Regions from separate parts of the Mus musculus genome. Here region 1 is linked to region 2. Evidence: chromatin loops called from intact Hi-C (ENCODE). Cell type or tissue: heart. All regions are shown on one strand. Links, peaks and the distances in the headings refer to the core of each region. The heading gives the core; the rest is flanking DNA. Region 1 has its middle 3.9 kb from the start of Smad6. Region 2 overlaps Scarletltr (Scarletltr, erythroid developmental long intergenic non-protein coding transcript).

Evidence for each region. Hi-C counts contacts between places; a loop is a spot of excess contacts. Peaks named below come from ENCODE experiments on the same cell type or tissue, not always from the same donor. Only the 100,000 strongest peaks of a DNase experiment are listed, where the experiment ranks them.
Region 1: it touches region 2 in a loop (5-fold over the local background); 29 of 42 quality-filtered maps call a loop at or near these places.

Annotation. Positions count from the first base shown.
Region 1 is chr9:64,023,232-64,028,605 of GRCm38, reverse strand. No RefSeq gene overlaps it. Among named protein-coding and RNA genes, the nearest start is that of Smad6, 3.9 kb to the right of the region's middle. In heart, for the core only: CTCF peaks have their summits at 2,645, 2,846 (motif pointing left) and 3,474; a DNase peak (open chromatin) is centred at 3,475; H3K4me3 peaks cover 290 bases; H3K27ac peaks cover 4,244 bases.
Region 2 is chr9:64,085,236-64,090,609 of GRCm38, reverse strand. Scarletltr (Scarletltr, erythroid developmental long intergenic non-protein coding transcript) reads right to left here. Exons shown (of 3, transcript NR_040743.1): 2 at 4,207-4,326; 3 at 2,565-2,684. It overlaps Gm39360 (a long non-coding RNA gene), which reads left to right. Exons shown (of 3, transcript XR_870861.2): 3 at 2,037-2,181. Among named protein-coding and RNA genes, the nearest start is that of Scarletltr, 7.2 kb to the right of the region's middle. In heart, for the core only: a CTCF peak has its summit at 2,907 (motif pointing right); DNase peaks (open chromatin) are centred at 1,389 and 2,959; H3K4me3 peaks cover 843 bases; H3K27ac peaks cover 4,529 bases.

The DNA.
Region 1 (5,374 bases), core at 277-5,276, 62 kb after region 2:
GATGCAGGCAAGCCTTCTAACATTTTCATTCCACTGCCTGGTGTATCTGAATCAGGGATTTTTTTTAAAAAGATATATTTATTTTATATATGTAAGTACACTGTTGCTGTCTTCAGACACACCAGAAGAGGGCATTGGATCTCATTACAGATGGTTGTGAGCCACCATGTGGGTACTGGAAATTGAACTCAGGACCTCTGGAAGAGCAGTCAGTGCTCTTAACTGCTGAGCCATCTCTCCAGGCCTGGATTAGTTTTAATATCAATGTAGAATGTGTTGTAAATAAATATATATGTAATAGTCAAGGGAGAGAGTTGAGGGTAGGGAGTGGGACAATTAAATGTCATTATGAAATGTGTGGAAGTATCAAGCAGTTACAAGTTTAAATATATTATCTATTTCACATATCTGTGTAGTATACGTATATGTTAAAGAAGCTCTATCATGTAAAGATACATTTCCTGGTGCTGGGGATCTAGCTTAGGTGGAGACTCCTGGCTTTGATTCTGAGCACCTTATCAATCCGCCATGGTATATTCCTATAATCCAAATACTTGGAAGGTGGAGGCAGGAGGCTCAGGAAGTCAAGTTAGTTCTTAGTTATACAACAAGTTCAAGGCCAGCTTGGACTTCACGAGACTCTGTTTTTTTGTTTGTTTGTTTGTTTTTTAGATTTTATTTATTATTATATGTAAGTACACTGTAGCTGTCTTCAGACCCAGGGTGGCTAGAATAATACTAGCAACTGGTTCAGGAGTGCTATGGAAATACACCTCCTGCGGCCGCCCCCCCCCCCAATTACGAGGCAAAAACCAAAGGAATCATCTTTTCTGAGAGACATTGAGACAAATGAAACAAAACCAAAGAGGGAGACATTAGATACTGATCAACCCGGTGTCACATAGCCACTGGCGATCCCAGGGTCATTTGGTATGATACACAGAGAAATAGACTTACTTGATGCACAAGTCAACCTATGTCTTTTAAAAAAGCGATAAACATAACTAATGTCCTGCCTTTGTAGATGTTATTAATTACAAACGGAACTGAGTGCTGGAGCCATAGTTCAGGGGCTAAGAGGCTTGCCCCTACAGCAGGGGACCCGGGTTCAGCCCACAGCACCCACATGGCAGGTTAAAACCATTTGGAACTCCAGTTCCAGGGGACCTGACACTCTCTTCTGGTCCTTAGGGTACCAAGTACGTACATGATACACAGATATACATGCAGGCAAATACTAAATAAACAAAGTGTCTTTGATCTCCAGCACTATATAACAGAACACAGTGTTGACTATATATCAAGCTAGAGGCCAGCCTGGATTACATGAGACCCTATCTCAAAAACTATAAATAAATGCCAAATGGCCTGGCATTTCATCTTCAAAAAGTGACTGCACACTCTTAAGCACGCGACAGCAGAGACCGGATATATGTGTCTCAGATGAATCTCTGCTTCCCTTTCTTCACTGCTTCCACCCTGGTCCAGGCCTCCTCTGACTCTCCCAGCCAGGCTCCTGCTCCCGCCTGGGCAGCAGGCTATTCTTTACATGCAGTTAGGTGGAACCTAGTAAAACAGAAAGCCAGCCTGGGCTAAGTGGCCTAGCACAGCGGTAGAACACTCAGCTAGCACGCACACAGCCCAGGGTTTGGTCCTGCATATCAACCACATAACCTAGAAAGCAGGTCCTGCCTCTCCCTTGCTCAGGACCTTCAGTGGCTCCCAACTGACCTGGAACACAAGCCAAAGACCCACCAATGGCTTGCATGGGCCCACATCTGCCCCGAGTATTTCTCTGACTTCTTTACCTCTGTGAAGCCTTGGAATGTTCTAAACACATGCGTTCCAGGCATGAATCTGCTTCGGGGCTCTTGTGCTCACTGCTATCCATCCCTGCAGCTGTTTGCAAGCAGACTGTGAGGGAAAACCCCCTGCCCCAACTACCACTATGACGTCAATGTCACCACCAAGACCTCAACCCAATTATGTCCCGAAGAAAATGTCATTCCCTCACTCCAATGTCACCTTCCCAGGGAAGTCTTCCCTGATATATGCCTCCCTGCCCCCTGACACTCCTCTTTCCTCTTCTTTTTTTCACTTTGGCCGTGGCGTTTTCAGTGTGCAGAGCACCCTGCTCCTTTGGTTGTGGTCTGTCTCTTTCTCACTAGATTCCATGAACTCTGGAATTACTGGACTTGGCTTATTGCAGGTTCCCCAGCTCTGGGAGGAGGAGGTGGGCACTCAGCAGGAGCTCAATAAACACCAATAAACACAGAGCTCCATTAGAGTATACGGGCATCCCCTGACCCCACAAGGAAGAGTCTGTAGCATGTATCAGAATTCCAGAAGGGCTGTTTATCACTTTCAAGTGTGTCCCAACTTTTCCACTTGGGTTTATGTTGACCAAGTAGATTTGCTTTCCAAAGGAGTAGACAACATCCCTTAGCCAGTGGGTCCTAGGGTTGTAATATAACATTTGAGCATATAATAAATTCTTCTCCTAGAGCTAATAAGCAGGGCCTGGGCATTTGAATCAGTTTCTGTACAGTGGGTTATGATGAATCTTCTTGTTAATCCATTTAGTCATGGTGAGAGGTGGCTATGCGTTCTGTATAACTTCTTTGTTTGTAAACCATGCTCCCTAGATCCAGATCCCTTCCCATCACTCAGAAGCAAACTCTAGCTTCAGTGACTTCTGCTGTTTCATGTCATAGTCCTTACTAGTTAATGTGGAAACTTCCTAGGGGCAAAAGACAACTTTTTTTTTTTCTCTGTAGAACCAGGTGCTAAGGAGCCACACACTCACTCACCTGGTCTCAACTCTGCCACCTACTGGCCATACGAGCAGAAACAAAATAGCCTACCGTCTGTTTCCCCAGCTTTGAAGAAGAGTCTAGGAACAAGACCTTCCTTGTGTTGCTGGGAGAGTTGGAGAAGATGGTGCCTAGGAAAGTCTAGCTGGGGAGCATGGGGGCTCGGTGAAGTGGGAATTTTAACTCAGCCACCCTGCAGGTTGTTCTGGTGCCAGGAGAAGTGAGGCAAGAACTGTCTCAGACAGGAGCGTGTCCAGTGGTCTTATTCTGATTCACACTGATGTGGGTGGCCTAGCCTGGCTACTTGGGATCTCTGCCCTTATGGGCCTTTATTTCAGGGGAAAGAACATGGAACTGTGCTGTTGTAAGTGGGGCAATACTGAAATGAGGAATCATGGAGTGCTCTGAGGAGAGAGAGGAAGGAGGGGACAGGTGTGAAGCTAAGGGGTCAGCTACTTCTTCCTGGGTGACTTCCTGCAACTGCAGAACCTTGACGATAGTTGCAGAACCTTGACGATGGGAGTCCAGCCTTCCTCCTTTGCCCTCTCTTCCTTATATCCCAGGGACTCCCAGCCTGGCAGTTTAGTAGGGTGGAGGTCAGAGCTGCCACTCTGCAGGTCTGTGCAGCTGGCCACCACTGCACACACCCTCTAGTGGTTATAAGGTGTGTCAAGTCCTGAGCTGGATGGGCCTGAGGAGGAGCAGCCCTCAGCTTTGGCAGCTGTCCCTAGCTGGCATGATGATTGCTATTCCCATTTTACAGAGGATAACCCACACTTACCCAGTTGGAGAAGTACCATAGTAGCATCAGTCCTAGACTCAGGCTTACCAGACTCTGGTTGTAGTGCAGGGGGCATCCTTTCTAGGCTACATTACCCCACCCTATATCTATCTCCTAGTGAACATGGGCCAAGAGGCTAAATTTTGCTTAAGTTAGCAGCCCTCTTATTTATTCCTTTATTTAATTGTTCGTTTCATGTGTGTTTGTGGTATATGTGTTGTGAATGTATATATATGCCTGAGGCCAGAGGTTGACATTGTCTGCTTGACTACTCTCCACCTTCCTTATTTATTTAGGAATGAGAGAGCTCCAGGAATCTGCCTCTGTTTGCCCCTCCCCCACAACCTCCCATATCTCAATTCTGGGTTTGCCAGCCAGCACTGCTGGGCCTCCCCCCCCCCCCCAGGGACCACTGGGCATCCAATTCAGGTTGTCATGGTGAACACTTTAGTGATATCCCATCTCTCCAGCGCCTAGCTTAAGGTAGCAGGCTTCTTAAGGTCCTGTTTTAGTCTCTCCTAGCCTGGTATACCTCAGGGAGAGATGCTTGTGCTCAGAGTAAGGAGCAGGAGGGACAGAAAGTCTCAACTCATACTCCTCACCAGGAGTAGGGATGTGGGGAGACTTCTGTAAGGATCCTCCCCTACTGTGAGGGAGGCCTTGCAGATTGTCTACAGGCAGGGAACTCTTTCAGGAGTCTTGGTGTCTTTGACACTCATACTTCTTTCTAGCTGGGTTCAAGTCCCACCCGATCAGGGATGACAAACTTGTGCAGGCTATTGTGTCCAAGGCCTTGGCACTCTATATAATGGTGGTTGCCAGCTACCCTCATCTCCAGAGTCTTGTAGTGGGGAGTTGTGGCCTCCGTATGAAATGTCCATCCAGCAGGTCTAATAGAGGCAGTACCATGCACCTTATTTGGGAAACCACACACCTAAAAGCGATGTTGTGACATCACATAGTTACATGCCTCTCCCTGCTGTTGGGGAGTGGGGGTGAGAACTTGGAGCTCTCTGGTTTTGGTGTCTTAGTGCTCTCAATAGGTTTCAAATTAAATGAGCAAGTTTCTGTGCCTCAGTTTCTCATCTGTACACAGAGAAAATAAAACCCATTAGCTGTTTAGGCTTGAAACTTCTGCTACCATGGTAAAGAGCTCAAAGCATCTGCTCTTATTGTAACCCAGAGGCAAGGCAACAAAATCTTCGTAAGAGAGAACATAATTGGCTTCTCTTTGTATTTATTATTTTATTTTGGGAGACTTTCGGAGACAGGGTCTTACGCAGGCCCAGGCTGGCTTCCAGGTCTCTGTGTAGCCCAGGAGAGCACTGAACTCCTGATTCTCTTTCCTCTACCTCCCAAGTGCTGTACTCATGGGTGTGCACAATCCTGTAGGCTCTCTTTGCGTTTTAGGATCATCAACTTCTTCAGGGATGAACGGAAGCTAAAAGACAAGTTTGTGTGGGCGCTTCTTGCCCACTTTTGATGTATGCACTTATTAGTAAGGATTTCCTAGAATCTTGAGAAACCAAGGCCAGGACAGCTACTCATATTCACCTTGGCCAAAATAGTGAAGGGTGGGTGTGACAATCGGCCCTGCAGCACTGGAGTACCTGGCTCCAGGTAAGACTCAGGGAAGTAGTCTGTATCTTTCCTACACACACGACCCTTCCCCCAGCGCACTTCCAGACCCGTTCCTGGACTTGCACACCACCTTCGCTACAGCAGTCCAGAGCACAGGTATCCTAAAGGGGATCACAAGTCCGCGCCCCATCCTCCCCAC
Region 2 (5,374 bases), core at 269-5,268:
AGAGATCACCGTGCATGGTTCTCTCCTCCTGTTATGTGGGTTCCAGGGATTGGCCTCAGGTAATCAGGCTTGGTGGCAAGTGTCTTCCCTTGTTGAACCATCTCTCTGGCCCTCATATTAAAACTATTTTTATTCTGTTTATCTTTCATTTTATTTCTATTTATTTACTTTAAAGTTATTTTATTTTGGGGGCAGTAATCTTGCTCTGTAGGCCAGGCTGGCTTCCAACATATGATCCTCCTGCCTCAGCCTCAGCAATGCTGTGTTACTGTGCCCACCACATCCAGATTCGGGATGGTTTTTCCCATGGAATTCTTGAACCAAATCAGGGCTTTCCAGGTAGAGTAGGGGCCCAGGAGGGACATGACTCCATCTGCAGTTGGTAACCTGGAGCCTGTCACAGCCTCTCCAGACTCAGTTTGCCCTGTGTTCAACAAGGAATTGATAGGTAGAGGAGTAGAAAGACTGGACCGGTACAGGGAGAGCATCCAACTGTGAACACTGTGGACCTGGCTTCCACAGTCTTTTCTCCAGGAGACAGCCTTCCCCATTTCTTCAGCCTAGGATCCCAGCAAATCAGGAGGTAGCTTGACTGTGTTTTAAAATCTCAGGCCCCTGGATGTGTCTGGGGCTGGGGGTTTGGGGGCCACTGGCTGTGTGCCAGCTGTGGATCATAATCAAATGGGCCACTTCCCCGAGTCCATTTTTGCTTGTAAAGTAGGGACACAGTTCTTGGTGCAGGCCCCCGATTCTATCACTGGCACTAGATGCTGATGGTGACTGTCACCATCAGAAACCTTGGGTCAGACCATCATAGAGAGAAGAGAAGTTACTCAGAGAATGGCTGAGATTCCAGGCCACAGTTGGGGCTGGGCCAGCTGCTTTGGTGGCCAGCCTTCCCCCAACTTAACAAGGTTCAGTACAGTGAATGCTTTCATAGCTTCTGCTACATGCAGACCCCAGGTTAGACCCATTGTAGGATCTGACCACAAATCAAACGTCCCTCCTATCTTAAACTTACAGTGTAATGTAAAGAATCAGAGATCTTGCATCTCTCTGGAGCCCTGACTCATGAGCACCTTGTGCAGACTTTAGTATGCAGAAAGTGCTTGGTACATGCAGGCTGAATTTAGCTCAGAATAGTGAGATGGTTTTCCATAAGAGGGGCCATTTACACTGGGCTTTGATGGCTCCTTAGGAGTCCTCTGTCCCTTCCACTTGTCCTCTGATCATTCAGGCTGAAGAAGACCATAGCAGGCCAAGGCTCCAGTGACTCATCTCCCCCTATGCACCCAGGCCTCATACGAACTCTGAGGAGTCTCCGGATGTGAAGAGGAAGTGGCCAGGCTACGGAAGGCAGGCTCATTTCCAGTGTGGGGCCAGGCCGCCAGTCCCGGGTCCTGTTTACACAGCAAGGCGGACAGGCCGACAGAACTTGGCGGCAAATGCGCTTTGGCCTTTGAGAACAGAAGGGGCTGGCAGGGCCCAGCCGGGTACAGGGAGGCCTGTGCCAAGGGAAGGTGGAAATCTAAAGAGCGCTTCCTCTCAACCAGGCGGCCCCAGACTTTTGACTCCAGTCTGAGCCATTCCTTCAGGGATTCATGTGCAGCAGGAACTTATAAATAAACCCCACCTCAGCCTCTCACCACCCCACCTTGGGGACCTGGGCAGGGTGACAAGGAGCGAGCTGTGCTGGGTGCAGGGTCAGGGTCTCTGACTTTCCAGGAGGGTAGGGGGTGGAGCTGTGGTTCCCACCAGAGGATCTGGGATCTGGGCCACCGGTGAGTGGCCTACACACTCATTCGGTCCACAGAAGGAAATCTGGAAAAAGCAGGGCTTTTAAATGTTTTTTTTCTTGCTTTTATTTTATTTTTTTCAGTGTGTGTGTGTGTGTGTGTGTGTGTGTGTGTGTGTGTGTATGTGTGTGTATATGTGTGTGTGTATGTGTGTGTGTGATAGCATCACGTAGCCCAGGCTGGCTTAGTACTCACTATGTAGTCCAGGATGACCTTGAATTTCTGCTCTTTTCCGTCCAGGTCTCCAGCGCAAGGGTGCACACTATGCCAGCATGTAGTTCCGTGGGTAGAGCCTAGAGCCTTGCACATAAGAGGCAAGCACACTGCCAACTGAGACATCTCCAGCCCCAGCATGAAGTTTCCGGAACAGCCAGTGTCCGCTCTTAAGTGGCCACCTAGACTCTGGGCCAAACTGTTTCAGCCCTCTGAGTCCCTCCCGCATGTCCTCTGTGTGACTTTGTTAAGGACTCCTCACCATGGATGGGGATGAAGACAGGATGCTAAGGACATGTTTGCTGGAATAAAAACTGCAACACCGCTTCTTATCACAGGCAGAGCAAGGTGTGCACACTATTCCCTCTTGTTTCCTCTTTTATGACAAAGGAGTTGAGACTCAGAAGGTGTTTTATGGCCCAAGGTCACAGAGCAGGTAGACTGAGAAGGGGGGGGGGGCTCTGCAATTATTCATCTTGGGTCTGCCTTCCTCCCAGCACGCTAAGGCCTCAGTGTCCCTACTGTGATGTAGGCAAAGAAATATCTGGGTGGGCTGGGTGGGTGTTACATTCCTTTAATTCCAGCACTCACAGAACAGAGGCAGGCAGATCTCTGTGAGTTCCAGGACAGCCTGGTCTTCAGAACAAGTTCCAGGTCAGCCAGGACAAAGAAATCCTGTGAAAACAAAAACAAAAACCAGAAGTTATTTGGGTGGGACACGGGTGTAAAGATTGATAGGAAAGATCCATTTCTCTGCCTTGCCCAGAATGGGAAATGCCCCAGCAGCTAGAGCCCTTCCTTAAATGTTTCTGGACAGCTCAAGATCTAGCACAAAACTCTGTTGCAGGATGGTTGGTCAAGCTCTGGGAAATGTAACTGCAATGACAGGGAATAGACACCAGGTGGCGCCATACAACCCTCTGTGTTTTCTGGAAAGCTGTGTGGTTCTGTGTCTCTTTGAGCTGGCTGTCCTCTGAGCCTGGTGTGCCAGCTAGGTAAAGTAAATGTGGGAGGGACAGGCCCAGATGGAAGGCCTGTGCTTTGAAGTAGGTTTCTGCCTGGGACTGTGACACAATTGCTGTTCTCTGGGACCCGCCTCCCCATATGTAGGATACGGAGTCTCTTCTCTCTCATTGAGAGTTTGTGTCTTAGTTTGTGAAGCACGTGGTGTGGGGCTTAGCTTGCATCCTAACACCGGGTAAGACTTTAAACCTTCAGGTGAGCTGTAGGTCTGCCCTTTGCTTCCATCTTGACTTGGGGGCAGAAGCACTGTCCTTGAGCCACAGGAGACCCCAATATCCTAATAGTTCCCAGAGGGAGGACCTTGAGGTCCAGGGATTTCCTCCAGACTCTTCCACTCTCACTGGTCCTGAGGACAACTGTCAAAAGCTCCTCCTGTCCTCTGCTCAGAGGCCCCACAAAGAACATTTCCCCGCATTAGGGCTACAGGAACTAGGGAAGATGGATCTTGCTGGCTGTACTGTTGTGAGGTGAAAAGGTCCATTGACCCCTGGAGTAGCGGGGACACTGAACCACATAGGCTGTCACTCCCAGGGTCTCCCGTGGGAAAGTCCCTCAGTGCTCACCTGCCCAGATCCTGCAGCACTGTTTCCAAAGGGTTAACTCAACCTTTGGACACGGTGGTACTTGTGCCTTTGATTCCAGCAATAAAGAGGCACAGGCGGGGACCCTTGTGAATCCAAGGCCAGCTTGGTCTACAAGGACAGCCAGGGCTACACAGGGAAACCCTGTCTCAAGAATGAAACAAAACACCCCAAACCAAACAACAACCCCCCACCCCAAAGAATAATCCAGTTCAAGCCTAGCGTCCCATGGGGGAAGTTGCAGCACCTGCTTTTATTCATGAAAGAAAAAGGTTTCTGTTCCTGTTAGTTAGTTAGCTTCCGAAAACCTTCTCCGAGAGTCAGGATGGGGGGCAGGGGGAAAACCAGTAAAAGTGCAGGAAAATGGAACTCCAGATACGCAGCACATGAACAGCCTATACCCCGGAGAGGGACCTTGCCCCAGTCCCAGCCTTATAACATAGACAGGGACAAAGCATGCTGGGAACCTGAACTCACTGCTATTTACACTCAGTTTACATTCTGCAGTACTAGAGAAGGTTTTTCTAGATCTTGGGGCAGGAAGAGATCAGGGCTCAGAGAGACTGTGGGGAGGGGGAGGAGAGGGCACTCACTTTTAAGTTTGCACTGAGCCAGTGAGGGCTGGAGTTGGAGTGGGGAGGGGTGTGCAGAGCAGGAGCCTGAGGCTCTCCTGCGCTGGAAAGGCAAAGGGGCTTCTGTTGCCTGGCAGACGCCTGGGTGAGGAAAGAAAGACACAGGTGACTATGTTTCCTGGAGTCAGTTGCCTATAACCAAGGGTGAACCTGTGGCCCTAGGACTTCCACAGGGTGGGGCTGGCCTGAAGGCCTAGCCTTGTAGGCCCCACCCAAGCCCTTGCTCTGGGTTTGCTGCAAAGTCCTGGGGAGGGGGGAACCAATGTCATTCACCCCAATGCCTTTCTCTCAGGAATAAAACCTATTTGATTGTGACAAGTCATGAGAGCTCCCTGGTCTCAGATTGTGGCTGTATAAAAGGCACCACACACACAGTAAGTATATATAGGTAGCAGTTGCTGCATTACAAAGGAGTCTAACTTTCTTGGGGCACTATTCTAGAGGATGCTTAAAACCCAACCAACCAACCAAACAACCAACCAAACAAACAAACAAACAAAAAAAAAAAACAAAAACAAAAAAAAAAAAAGAAAGAAAAAGAAAAACTGGACTGGAGAGATGGCTCAGCGGTTAAGAGCACTGACTGATCTTCCAGAGGTCCTGAGTTCAAATCCCAGCAAACACATGATGGCTCACAACCGTCTGTAATGGGATCCGACGCCCTCTTCGGTTGTGCCTGAAGACAGCTACAGTGTACTAATAGATATACAGGAAAATCCTTTCCATCCTTTGATATTGAGGGGTGGAGGGAAGGTACATAGGAGAGAGTGAGTTTTTACTTGTTATGAAGCCCGGAGTGTGCCCGGAGGCTGGCCAACTGTGAGGGATGGGGAGTGAGGGAAGACGCTGGAAATCAGGGTCAAACCAATGGAGAGACCTGGCTTTCGGCTGTTAGGTCTGATTTTGCAGTGAGTGGGTAAGGAAAAAGAGGGTCTCTGTGTAAGGGAATGCCTTCTAGTTGCTCCCTGAGTTCAGCCTGAGCTTCGGGTTGCCAGGGGAGGCCTCTCTCAGCCCTGTTCTCCCCAACCCTCCTGCCTCCCTAGCAGTTTGGCAGCCGACTGGATGTTCAGTGCGGAATTTAAAGAATCCGAACAGGCAGAATGCTAATCCCACCCGGAGAGATTGCCCT